Regions from separate parts of the Homo sapiens genome. Here region 2 is linked to region 1. The links are chromatin contacts, found by Hi-C in ENCODE. All regions are on one chromosome and are shown on one strand. The core of a region is the stretch at or near the end of the contact, and the rest is flanking DNA. Distances in the headings are between cores, read along the strand shown. Region 1 overlaps TRPC4AP (transient receptor potential cation channel subfamily C member 4 associated protein). Region 2 overlaps TGIF2-RAB5IF (TGIF2-RAB5IF readthrough).

Evidence for each region. A loop is a pair of places that touch in the nucleus more often than their neighbours do. Pooled maps may share reads with other maps.
Region 2: a map of lower leg skin shows a loop between it and region 1 (19-fold over the local background). The contact joins two enhancer-like sites. A Hi-C loop is called at or near these places in 1 of 168 maps with a recorded cell type or tissue (lower leg skin) and 1 of 50 pooled maps.

What each region holds. Positions count from the first base shown.
Region 1 is chr20:35,067,337-35,073,772 of GRCh38, forward strand. TRPC4AP (transient receptor potential cation channel subfamily C member 4 associated protein) reads right to left here. Exons shown (of 19, transcript NM_015638.3): 3 at 1,960-2,076. Among named protein-coding and RNA genes, the nearest start is that of TRPC4AP, 22 kb to the right of the region's middle. RefSeq lists an enhancer at 3,002-3,171. Within about 2 kb of position 2,840, at least 3 of the 41 ENCODE cell types and tissues checked have a DNase peak (open chromatin) inside an H3K27ac peak, as active enhancers do.
Region 2 is chr20:36,591,929-36,598,364 of GRCh38, forward strand. The region is part of intron 2 of TGIF2-RAB5IF (TGIF2-RAB5IF readthrough); the gene reads left to right. TGIF2 (TGFB induced factor homeobox 2) reads left to right here. Exons shown (of 3, transcript NM_021809.7): 3 at 1-2,022. Among named protein-coding and RNA genes, the nearest start is that of RAB5IF, 11 kb to the right of the region's middle. RefSeq lists enhancers at 1-479, 3,791-4,160. Within about 2 kb of position 3,968, at least 8 of the 41 ENCODE cell types and tissues checked have a DNase peak (open chromatin) inside an H3K27ac peak, as active enhancers do.

The DNA.
Region 1 (6,436 bases), core at 1,590-4,089:
TTTAAAACACTTTCAAAATGACAGATAACAAGTGTTGGCAAGGATACAGAAAAACTGAAACCCTTATACACTGCTGGTGGCAATGTAAAATGGCAGGGCCTCTTGGAAAACATTCTGGCAGTTCCTCAAACAATTAAACATAGAGTTACCCCATATGACCCAGCAACTGTATTCCTAGGTATGTATATGCCTGAGAGAAATGAAAACATGTCCACAAAGAACCTGTGCAAGAATGTTTATAGCACTGTTATTCATAATAGCAAAAAGACGGAGGCAATCCAAATGCCTCTCAACAAATAAAAAATGTGGCATATCCACACTGTGAAACATCATTTGACCATAAAAATGAGTGTTGATACATGCTACAACACAGATGAATCTAGAAATCATTACGCTAAGTGAAAAGAAGCCAGTCACAAAAGACCACATATTATATAACTAAATTTATACAAAACGTCCACGACAGAGAAATCTATAGAGACAAAAAGTATACTAGTGTGGGGAGAGGGGGAGGAGGTGGTAGAGGTAGGGGAGTGCTAGATAAAACACATGGAGTTTCTTTTTTGAGGTGATGAAAATGCTCTAAAGTTGACTGTGGTGATGGTTGCACATATCTGCAAATATACTAAGAACCACTGAATTGTGTACTTCAAATGGGTGAAATGTATGGTATATGAACCATATCTTAATAAAGCTGATTAAAAAAAACTATGGAAAAATATCACTTTTCTCATAACTGCTTAGTAAATACTTAAAATACACTGTTTGTGGAAGGGGGCTTCTGGGTACTGGTAATGTTCTATTTCCTAATTTGGGTGGTAGTGCAAAAGTGAATGTATTTTGTGGTAATTATTGGTGTACTTTTCTGTATGAAGGTTATACTTCAGTAACAAAGTCTATAAAAATACACACATAAACACAGTATGTTGGTGATGGTATGGGTAAACAGACGCTCATACTTTGTTCCTGGGGATATAAACTGACAAAACTTCTTAGGTAGGTAAACTTCAGATTTATAAACAATAAAAAACATACGTTCTTGTTCCAAAGGTATATACTCACATGTATACAAAAATATGTAAAAGATCTTTACTGCAACCTTGTCTGTAAGAGAAATGGTGTGGAAAAATTATAAATGCCAGTCAACTGGGGCCTGGGTAAATAAATTATGGCACAATCACACCAGGAAACACTAACCATTTAATTTTTTTTTGAGAGCTCATCACCCAGGCTAGAGTGCAGTGGTATGATCTTGGCTCACGGCAACCTCTGCCTCCCGGCTTCAAGCAATTCTCCTGCCTCAGCCTCCTGAGTAGCTGGGATTACAAGTGCCTGCCACCGTGCCCATCTAATTTTGGTATTTTTAGTAGAGACAGGGTTTCACCATCTTGGACAGGTTGGTCTCGAACTCCTGACCTCACGATCCACCTGCCTTGGCCTCCCAAAGTGCTGGGATTACAGGCGTGAGCCACTGCGCCCGGCCTAAAATTGTTTTAATTAAAAAAAAAAAAAGAAGAAGAAAGAAGGTACAGAATAGTGTAGCCGTGTATATGGTATATCACTCTATGTGCGGAGAAAATAAACTAAGGTGGAGGTGGTGGGGAATATTTACACACACACACACACACACACACACACACACAAAAAAAACAAAACATCTTAAGCAGGACACACAAGAAACTAGTAATCACAACTGGTTCTGAGGAGGGGACACTGGGAAATTTAGAGATGTACTTTTCACTTAGTATTTTTTTAAAAAGGTATACACCAATTTAAATAAATGAATTCTTCTGAAGTAAAAACTATGCTGCTTCAACATGTAAATGCCGCTAAGCTTCTAAAAGTTAAAATCTGAAATGTTATAAATTCTGAAATCTTTCCTATCTCCCATTTCAAAAGTTAAATTCCCAAACCATTAAGCAGTAGTAACAGCAGTAGTAATAATAAATAGCTACTTACATCAACACCTCCAAACAAGTCAAAAATGTAAGTATTTGGATAAGTGGTTTCTTGGGTAAGTTTCCTCTCTTCAGTAACAAATGCCATAGCCTCCATGGAGAGAAGAGGAGAAATTTCCTAGTTTTTTTAAAAAAAAGTACATACATTGTTTTAGTAACCAACACAGACCAGACACTAAAGCATCAGTTTGAGCTTTAGTCCCAACTGGAGTTCCCATGAACACAAAGACAGTCCCCAATGAACCACACTTCCTAGTATTCAGGCCCCTGTAAAGCCCCTTCTCACACTAAATCTGGGCTGGTATGACACACCTCAACTAACAGCATGTGGTAGAAGTGACACTAGGCCACTTCCAGCACAAGCCTTAAGAAAGCCAGGCTCACACCTGTAATCCCAGCACTTTGGGAGGCTAAGGTGGGCGGATTACTTGAGGCCAGGAGTTTGAGACCAGCCTGGCCAACATGGCAAAACCCCATCTCTACTAAAAGTACAAAAATTAGCCGGATGTGGTGCTACACACCTGTAATCCCAGCTACTCAGGAATTTGAAGTACAAGAAGCACTTGAGCCACGGAGGCAGACGTTGCAGTGAGCCAACATAGAGCCACTGCACTCCAGCCTCGGCAACAGAGGGAGACTCTGTCATTAAAAAAAAATAAAAAGCCTGACAGACTTCGCTCTTGCCATCCTGGAACCCAAACATCATGCTGTGAGAACACAGCCAATGGGGAGGCCATAAGGAGAAGAAATGAGGCCAAGAGCAACATCCTTAGTTGATCTCCAGCTGACAGCCAGCACCAACCTGCCAGGGATGTGAGAGAGACCATTTTGGACATTCCAGATATCTCAGTACCACCCTACCCAACAGCACATGAAGCAGAGGAGCCACTCAGTCAACCAAGAATTGTTGACAGATAAATGATTCTTGTTACTTCCGGCTGCTAGGTTTCGGGGTGACTAGTTCTGTAGCAATAACCAAGTCACTGCTCAAATATAATCTCCTGCAGGAAGTCTTCTTGATTTCCCCCAACCAGAAGCATGCTCTTCAGACCCCCAAAACAATCTACAACTCATTTGTAACATTTAGCACTTTTACTTTGCACCTATTTACAAACCATTTCTTTTTTTTTTTTTGAGAGGGAGTCTCGCTCTGCCACCCAGGCTGGAGTGCAGTGGCGCGATCTCGGCTCACTGCAAGCTCTGCCTCCCGGGTTCACGCCATTCTCCTGCCTCAGCCTCCCGAGTAGCTGGGACTACAGGCGCCCGCCACTGCGCCCGGCTAATTTTTTGTATTTTCAGTAGAGACGGGGTTTCACCGTGGTCTCCATCTCCTAACCTTGTGATCCACCCGCCTCGGCCTCCCAGAGTGCTGGGATTACAGGCGTGAGTCACTGCGCCCGGCCAAACCTATGTTATTTCTTCCCTAGACTAAACGTTCCTTGAGGACAACACAAACAGATCCCACTTTGTATTCCCCACAGATTCCAAGACAGAGTATTTGATACAGCACACATAGGGTAGTAGTTCTCAAACTGACGGCCACAGAATCCTTTGTTCATATGGAACAAAGCTAAGAGGAAAAAAAATCTTACAAGAAAACCTAAAACATAGTAAGTTTCAAATAAGTACTTACTTAATGAATAAAGAAATGATGATCACATAGCAAAGATATACAAATATTAATTTCCCTCCCCTTTAACTTCACCTCAATCTCCTGAGATTTTGCAAGAAGCAAATAATGTGCAACTCTTTGAAAAGCATTTTTAAACAAGTTTAAGAAGCTATAATTATTTCTATCAGACTGTGAGATTCAAAATATGAAAATGTCTCTTCTTAAACGTAAAGACTAAGTTTAATTAGTTTCTATTACATTTTAAAATAACTTACTATGTGATATAATAATCAAAACTTCACCTCTGAAGAACACTGTCATTCAGTTTCATTACGTTCAATATAACTTACATGGTTTTTATTTATTTATTTTTGCTGTTTTTTATTTTATTATACTTTAAGTTCTAGGGTACTTGTGCACAACATGCAGGTTTGTTACATATGTATACATGTGCCATGTTGGTGCGCTGTACCCATTAACTCGTCATTTATATTAGGTATATCTCCTAATGCTATCCCTCCCCCCTCCCCCCACCCCATGCCAGGCCCTGGTGTGTGACGTTCCCCACCCTGTGTCCAAGTGTTCTCATTGCTCAATTCCCACCTATGAGTGAGAACACACGGTGTTTGGTTTTCTGTCCTTAACGATAGTTTGCTCAGAATGATGGTTTCCAGATTCATCCATGTCCCTACAAAGGACATGAACTCATCATTTTTTATGGCTGCATAGTACTCCATGGTGTATATGTGCCACATTTTCTTAATCCAGCCTACCATTAAATGGACATTTGGGTTGGTTCCAAGTCTTTTGCTATTGTGAATAGTGCTGCAATAAATATACACGTGCATGTGTCTTTATAGCAGCATGATTTATAATCCTTTGGGTAAATACCCAGTAATGGGATGGCTGGGTCAAATGGTATTTCTAGTTCTAGATCCTTGAGGAATCGCCACACTGTCTTCCACAATGGTTGAACTAGTTTACAGTCCCACCAACAGTTTAAAAGTGTTCCTATTTCTCCACATCCTCTCCAGCACCTGTTGTTTCCTGACTTTTTAATAATCGCCATTCTAACTAGTGTGAGATGGTATCTCATTGTGGTTTTGATTTGCATTTCTCTGATGGCCAGTGATGATGAGCATTTTTTCCTGTGTCTGTTGGCTGCATAAACGTCTTCTTTTGAAAAGTGTCTGTTCATATCCTTCGCCCAGTTTTTGATGGGGCTGTTTGCTTTTTTCTTGTAAATTTAAGTTCTTTGTAGATTCTGGATATTAGCCCTTTGTCAGATGGGTAGATTGCAAAAATTTTCTCCCATTCCGTAGGTTGCCTGTTCACTCTGATGGTAGTTTCTTTTGCTATGCAGAAGCTCTTTAGTTTAATTAGATCCCATTTGCCAATTCTGGCTTTTGTTGCCATTGCTTTTGGTGTTTTAGTCATGAAGTCCTTGCCCGTGCCTATGGCCTGAATAGTATTGCCTAGATTTTCTTCTAGGGTTTTTATGGTTTTAGGTCTAACATTTAAGTCTTTAATCAATCTTGAATTAATTTTTGTATAAAGTGTAAGGAAAGGATCCAGTTTCAGCTTTCTACATGTGGCTAGCCAGTTTTCCCAGCACTATTTATTAAATAGGGAATCCTTTCCCCATTTCTTGCTTTTGTCAGGTTTGTCAAAGATCGGACAGTTGTAGATATGCGGCATTATTTCTGAGGGCTCTGTTCTGTTCCACTGGTCTATATCTCTGTTTTGGTAATAGTACCATGCTGTTTTGGTTACAGTAGCCTTGTAGTATAGTTTGAAGTCAGGTAGCGTGATGCCTCCAGCTTTGGTTCTTTTGGCTTAGGATTGTCTTGGCAATGTGGGCTCTTTTTTGGTTCCATATGAACTTTAAAGTAGTTTTTTCCAATTCTGTGAAGAAAGTAATTGGTAGCTTGATGGGGATGGCATTGAATCTATCAATTACCTCGGGCAATATGGCCATTTTCACAATATTGATTCTTCCTATTCATGAGCATGGGATGTTCTTCCATTTGTTTGTGTCCTCTTTTATTTCATTGAGCAGTGGTTTGTAGTTCTTCTTGAAGAGGTCCTTCACATCCCTTGTGAGTTGGATTCCTAAGTATTTTAGTCTCTTTGTAGCAATTGTGAATGGGAGTTCACTCATGATTTGGCTGTCTGTTATTGGTGTATAGGAATGCTTGCGACTTTTGCACATTGATTTTGTATCCTGAGACTTTGCTGAAGCTGCTCATCAGTTTAAGAGGATTTTGGGCTGAGACAATGGGGTTTTCTAAATATACAATCATGTCATCTGCAAACAGGGACAATTTGACTTCCTCTTTTCCTAATTGAATACCCTTTATTTCTTTCTCCTGCCTGACTTCCCTGGCCAAAACTTCCGACACTATGTTGAATAGGAGTGTGCTGAGAGAGGGCACCCCTGTCTTGTGCCAGTTTTCAAAGGGAATGCTTCCAGTTTTTGCCCATTCAGTATGATATTGGCTGTGGGTCTGTCATAAATAGCTCCTATTATTTTAAGATACGTCCCATCAATACCTAGTTTATTGAGAGTTTTCAGCATGAAGGGCTGTTGAATTTTGTCGAAGGCCTTTTCTGCACCTATTATCATGTGGTTTTTGTCTTTGGTTCTGTTTATATGATGGATTACGTTTATTGATTTGCATATGTTGAACCAGCCTTGTATCCCAGGGATGAAGCCAACTTGATCGTGGTGAATAAGCTTTTTGATGTGCTGCTGGATTTGGTTTGCCAGTATTTTATTGAGGATTTTTGCATTGATGTTCATCAGGGATATTGGTCTAAAATTCTCTTTTGTTATGTCTCTGCCAGGCTTTGGTATCAGGATGAT
Region 2 (6,436 bases), core at 2,718-5,217, 1.5 Mb after region 1:
TTCTTTTTCCCTTTTTTGCTGTGGTTTGCATTCACGGCAGTAGTTAGCCCAGGTGTGGGGAACGAGAGTGCACTGCATGATAGCGTTCTGGTGAGCTGGGAAGGACCCACCACTGCCACTGAGGATTGTTTTGGAAGAAAGGAATATTTTTATCTTGGGGACCAGCTAAGTCTCTGCAGTAGTGTGAAATTCCAAATGGTTGTTTTATCATTGGTTTGGTTTACCAAAAAAAAGGCAGGGAAAAAAAAAAAAAACAACCGTATGAGCGCATTGGCTTGTCTGCCGCAGGCACAGAAGGGTAGAAAGCCACAGCAGGGGGCAGTCCAGCAGACTCTGACTCAACTTTCTAGGCACCTAGCAGAGAAAGATAAGATCAAAAGGTGTTTGGTTTTTCTTTTAATTTTTATTGTAGTTTTTTTGGGTGGGTGGGGGAAGTAAACTAGACTGAAGCGATGGATTTTTTTTTTCTTTTTTTTCTTTAGTGTTTTTCCCTTTGTTCTTGAACACTTTTGCCCTGCAGCCTCAGTTTTGAATTCTTTTAGCAACTTGGATTAGAGGGGCCCATATGTCAGAAGCTCCCAGCACCTCCTACTTGGGAGAAAAGTGAGCCATCTGCTGGTCAGGAAGTCCTCCAGAGAGGCAGCTTTTCCCACAATGGTGGCAGGAAACTTTGGGGAAAGCAGGAATGGTGTCCACTGCTGCGGAGGAACTGCCTTCAGAGAAGGTGGGGCTGGAAAAGGGTTAGAAGCCTCCTAGCTGGGATTGTCTTTGTTTCACCTTTCTTTAAATTAGAATTACAGAAGCCCCTGCCCAGTGAACAGATAACGATTGGTCTTATGCTCCTCCCTTTCCCCCATTTTTTCTTTTGCTGTTTTGTTTTTTGTTTTTTGTTTGTTTGTTTGTTTTTTTGAGACAGAGTCATGCTCTGTCACCCGGGCTGGAGTGCAGTGGTGCGATCTCAGCTCACTGTAACCTCCGCCTCCCGGGTTCAAGCAATTATTTGCCTCAGCCTCCCGAGTAGCTGGGATTATAGGCACCCGCCACCATGTCTGGCTTTTAGTAGAGACGGGGTTTCACCATCTTGGCCAGGCTGGTCTTGGAACTCCTGACCTCGTGAGCCACCACGCCCAGCCTCTTTTGCTGTTTCATTGCTGACAGTGTTCAACAATATGCCCCATCTTTATATATCCTAAGAAACACTAATCCTAGGTTATTGCTAGCCAAAATATTTTTGTCCTGAGTAGTGTCACTGGGCCAAAAGATAGATCAGGACGACAGCCTTTAGTTTTCCTGAAATCACCAGGTCAGGCACAAGGAGAAAAGGTTCCTGGATACTGACTAACTTGGGTGGGTGGATCTAGCCAGGAGAAAGACAGTAACATGTGTTCTGTACTTTCTGGGAAGATCCCTGAAGCCATCACAGAGGCTCCCCAACTTCTGAGTCGCCCATCTGTTGCTGTGGGAGTGTGAACGGATCGCTGAAGGAGAGGGAGCTTTGCTCTCTCTAGGTGGGCAAGTTTCCTGGGCTCTCTGTGTTGCCTCCCTCTGGCTTCTTCCTCCCGTGCCCTCTCCCCGTGTGCCCCAGGGGGATCAGGGATCCTCACCCTCCTGAGGCCCAGTGGGGAAGAATGAACATGGCTTCATCCAGGTTAACTGATGCTGCCATTTGCCCAGCCTCTTCCATCCCAGCCCTGTCAGTGAGCCCAGGTCTGGTGCAACTGCTGCAGGATGCCTGTAGTAGGGAACTCTGGAAGTGTATTGGGCTGAGGTGGGATTTTCCCTCCCCACAGTGCACTGAGCAATGGAGGGTGGTGAGGGAGCCATGCTGCTGAATTCTGGTTGGCATTTCCCCATTATGTAAAATGGGGTGTTGGGTAGGGCAGACTCTGCTTGGGTTTGGTTGTAAGATAAACCTGGAGGAGAAGCACAGTTGTCCCATTGAATTATTTGAGCAAAAACTACTGTAAATAACTTTTTTGTCTTTTGTCAAATAAAATTTTTTTTTGTTTTTTTAAGCAGAAACAGGGTTCTTGATTGATCCACCAGGGCTCAGGGCCCAGGCTTGAAGACAAAGCAGTCACTGGCTTCTTATTTTGCTTTACATCTTTTACTCTCCCTCTAGTAGCCAGCTGTGAGTTCTGTGCACGCTGTACCCCCATTCCCTTTCACCAGCTCCATTCTGTATCCCATTCAACTCAGGGTAAAGGGGGCATTTGCATCTCACATTGGGCCAGTCTTCCCTGGAATCAACAGTTAAGCTCTGGGGTTGCTAAGTGGTGAGGATGTAACCTTGAGGAACTGGCAACTTTGTCCTCCCCCTCTCTCGGTAAGAAACAAGCATGACTGCAGTGTGAACCCGGCACAGAGAGAAGCAGCTATGAGATGGAAGCTCCAGTCATGTCTGAAACCAGGACCACCTGTAAACTTCTCTATTATGTAAGCTAGTGAATTCCCCTTTTTGCTTAAACTAGCTGTTAATACGTTTCTGCCATACTGAAATGACAATACACTAACTGCAGCCCAAACTATAAAAACCAAGGTCTGCAACAGTGGGAAACTGAGTTTGGTTGAGTGTGCCTGGGTCTGGGTCTGTGCTATGTTCAGTCTCTTTTTTTTTTTTTTTTTTTTGAAACGGAGTCTCTCTCTCTTGCTAGGCTGGAGTGCAGTGGCACAATCTTGGCTCACTGCAACCTCCGCCTCCCAGGTTCAAGTGATTCTCCTACCTCAGCCTCCCAAATAGCTGGGACTACAGGAGTGCGCCACCATGCCCGGCTAATTTTTTGTATTTTTTAGTAGAGACGGGGTTTCACCGTGTTGGCCAGGATGATCTCGATCTCCTGACCTCGTGATCCACCCACCTCGGCCTCCCAAAGTGCTGCAATTACAGGCGTGAGTCACTGTGCCCAGCCCCAATTTCTTAATTTTTGTACACACACACATGAAAGTGAGATGCCCTAGGTAAAGAAACTGAGTGGGCTGTGGCTTGTGCCTACAGTCCCAGCTACTCCAAGGCTGAGGCTGGAGGATCACTTAAGCCTGGGAGTTTGAGGCTGCAATGAGCTGTGATTGGACCACTGCACTCCAGCCTGGGTGACTGAATGAGACCCCAAGACCCCATCGTTTTTTTAATTTTTTTTTATTCTAAAAAAAAAGAGAAACTGAGTAGGGATTTCAGATACTTGCCTGAACTCATATAGCCCATATAAATATGGAGCTCGAATTCAAATTCAAGTCTGTTTTCCTTCAGGGTCACTCAGGTCTGCCCAGAACCTACCTGAAGTAATATAGTGGTCACTTACTAACATAGTATCATCTAGCTGTCTAGAACAGTGCTGTGGGCTCAGCACAAGAAGTTTCTTCTGTGAATGAAATCTTGGTGGTCTCTCCTACAGGTCACTCTCCTTCAGGAATTTGGAGAGAGAGCCTCCCCACTCAAGTTTCCCAGATTAAAGAGCCTCAGCTCCCTCAGCCATTCACCCAAGGTCCTGATTTTCCCCCATTTCTCTCTCAGTATCTCTCAAACTGCACACTTGGCCCTGGAGCTCAGCAGAATAGGCACATGCTGTTACAGCTTTTCAAAGTAAGTTTAATATTCAATTCACATCGGCCGGGCGTGGTGGCTCATGCTTGTAATTCCAGCATTTTGGGAGGCTGAGGCGGGCAGATCACTTTTGAGGTCAGGAGTTCAAGACCAGCCTAGCCAACATGGTGAAACCCCGTCTCTACTAAAAATACAAAAATTGGTGGGGTGGGAATGGCGCACCCCTGTAATCCCAGCTACTCGGGAGGCTGAGGCAGGAGAATCGCTTGAACCCTGGAGGCGGAGGTTGCAGTGAGCCGAGATCATGCCACTGCACTCCAGCCTGGGCGACAGAGCGAGACTGTCTCAAAAAAAAATAAAAGGAACTGAAACCAAAAGTGTCTTCTGCATCAAGCTTCAAATGAGCCCTGGAGTGAGCAAGCACTCTAGATAATGAAAGTGAACTGCGGGATAATGTGGCTAGGGCCCCTCCTGTGACGCTGGGAACATGATCTAAGGACATCCACCTTTTTTATTAGAGTCTCATTCAGGAAACAGCTTTTAAATGTATCTGCCCTGGTCGTGAATACCCGCTGTCTCTTTGGGCTGGCTATGTATAGCCTGGCCGCCTCTCTATACCCTTGTTCTTTTTTTTTTGAGACAGATTCTTGCTCTGTCGCCCAGGCTTGAGTGCAGCAGTGCAATCTCGGCTCACTGCAACCTCCGTCTCCTGGGTTCAAGTGATTCTCCTGTCTCAGCCTCCTGAGTAGCTGGGATTACACGCACGCACCACCACCCCTGGCTAATTTTTGTATTTTAAGTAGAGACGGGGTTTCACCATGTTGGTCAGGCTGGTCTCAAACTCCTGACCTCATGATCCGCCTGCCTCAGCCTCCCAAAGTGCTGGGATTACAGACGTGAGCCACCGCACTCAGCCTATACCCTTGTTCTTAATAGGGCTAAGATGATGCTTCAAGCTTTTGGGTATCGATTTTGGACTTTGCATTAATATTTTTTTTGTTTTGTTTTGTTTAAAAAGGTGGCCGGGTGGCGTGGTGGTGCATGCTTGTAGTCCCTGCTACTTGGGAGGCTGAGGCAGAAGAATCACTTGAACCAGGGAGGCGGAGGTTGCAGTGAGCTGAGATGGCGCCGCTGCACTCCAGCCTGGCCGACAGAGTGAGACTCTGTCTCAAAAATAAAATAAAATAAAATAAAGGTAATGGTAGTGATTGGTGGGGAGGGGATCTGCCATCCTCTAGATGGGTGGTCAGGGAAGTCCTCTTCCTTTCCACTGTTTTTGAATGGTAGTTTCTCCATGGCCCCCAGGCTTAGAACCTTTTTTTTTTTTTTTTTTTTTTTTTTTGCCTCAACTTAGCCCTAGGAATAAGCATCTCTGGGGTAAGACTGAGGACTCTGGATTTTAAAAGTACAGTCTAGCTTGAAAGCTGCTACATGGGCTGGGCACGGTGGCTCATACGTGTAATCCCAGCTCTTTGGGAGGCCAAGGCTGGTAGATCACGAGGTCAGGAGTTCGAGACCAGCCTGGCCAAGATGGTGAAACCCCATCTCTACTAAAATTACAAAAATTAGCCTGGCGCGGTGGCAGGCACCTGTAATCCCAGCTACTCGGGAGGCTGAGGCAGGAGAATCGCTTGAACCCGGGAGGCAGAGGTTGGAGTGAGCCGAGATCGCACCACTGTACTCTAGCCTGGGTGACAAGGCAAAACTCCGTCTCAAAAAAAAAAAAAAGAAAAGAAAGCTGCTACATGAAAACTCCATATGGCAGAGGCCAGGTCTGCCTTGTATGGCTGTATCCTTGCTATGTTATGCACTAGAGCTGCAGAGGATAAGGTGTGGCACTCGAAGGATGCAGAAATAACCATCACTGCTGTCAGTGTTACTGATTTCAAAGGCATTTCTCTATGACCCAAGCCTGGTTTCAAATTCTTGGTCTGTCACTGATTAGCTGTCATGACCATAGGCAAGACAGTTCACTACTCCAAACTTCAGTTTTCATCATCAATAAAGTGGGAATAGTAATACTTACCTCTTGGGAGGATGAAATAGGATAATCTATACGTTACTATCTATCCTTGCTCAGCACACAGCTGAGGGAAAAACAACCTGTAAAATAACTTACCCCATACCACACAGCTTTTAAGTGGCAGAATTGGGCCTAATTACCCAGAGAAGTAATTCTCAAGCCTAAATATCCATCAAGATCATCAGGAAAGCTTACAAAGATGCATATTCCCAGACCTCACGCCCAGAGAGTCTGGGCAGGAATCTGCATTCTTCACTGATGCCACATGAGATTCTGATGATCTTGCTCCAGAGACCTTCACCATTCATTATCAGGACACTGACCTATCCCCAGGAAACTACTGGGCTGGGAAAGTAGCAACTCTTTGTCTTTCAAAGTTACAAGATGAGAGGAAGAAGGGTCTCTGAACCATCTGACGTCTTTGCTCCCAGGAGGCTATGGTAACTTGAAGGTCAAGTGTAGCCCTACCATTTTAATTACCAAAGTAATCCACACACGATGTAGAGAAATTGCAAGTAAAGGTATAAAAAGAGAAGAGTTTAGCATAATGGTTAATGGTTAAAAGCCCAGCCAGGTTTTGGATGAAAACGAATGTAGCCAGATGCAGTGGCTTATACCTGTAATTCCATCACTTTGGAAGGCCGAGGCGGGTGGATCACCCAAGGTCAGGAGCTTGAGACCAGCCTGGCAAACGTGGCAAAACCCCATCTCTACAAAATACAAAAATTAGCTGAGCATGGTGGCAGGTGCCTGTAGTCCCAGCTACTCCGGAGGCTGAGGCAGGAGAATTGCTTGAACCCAGGAGGTGGAGGTTGCAGTGAGTTGAGATTGTCCCACTGCACTCCAGCCTGGGTGACAGAGTGAGACTGTCT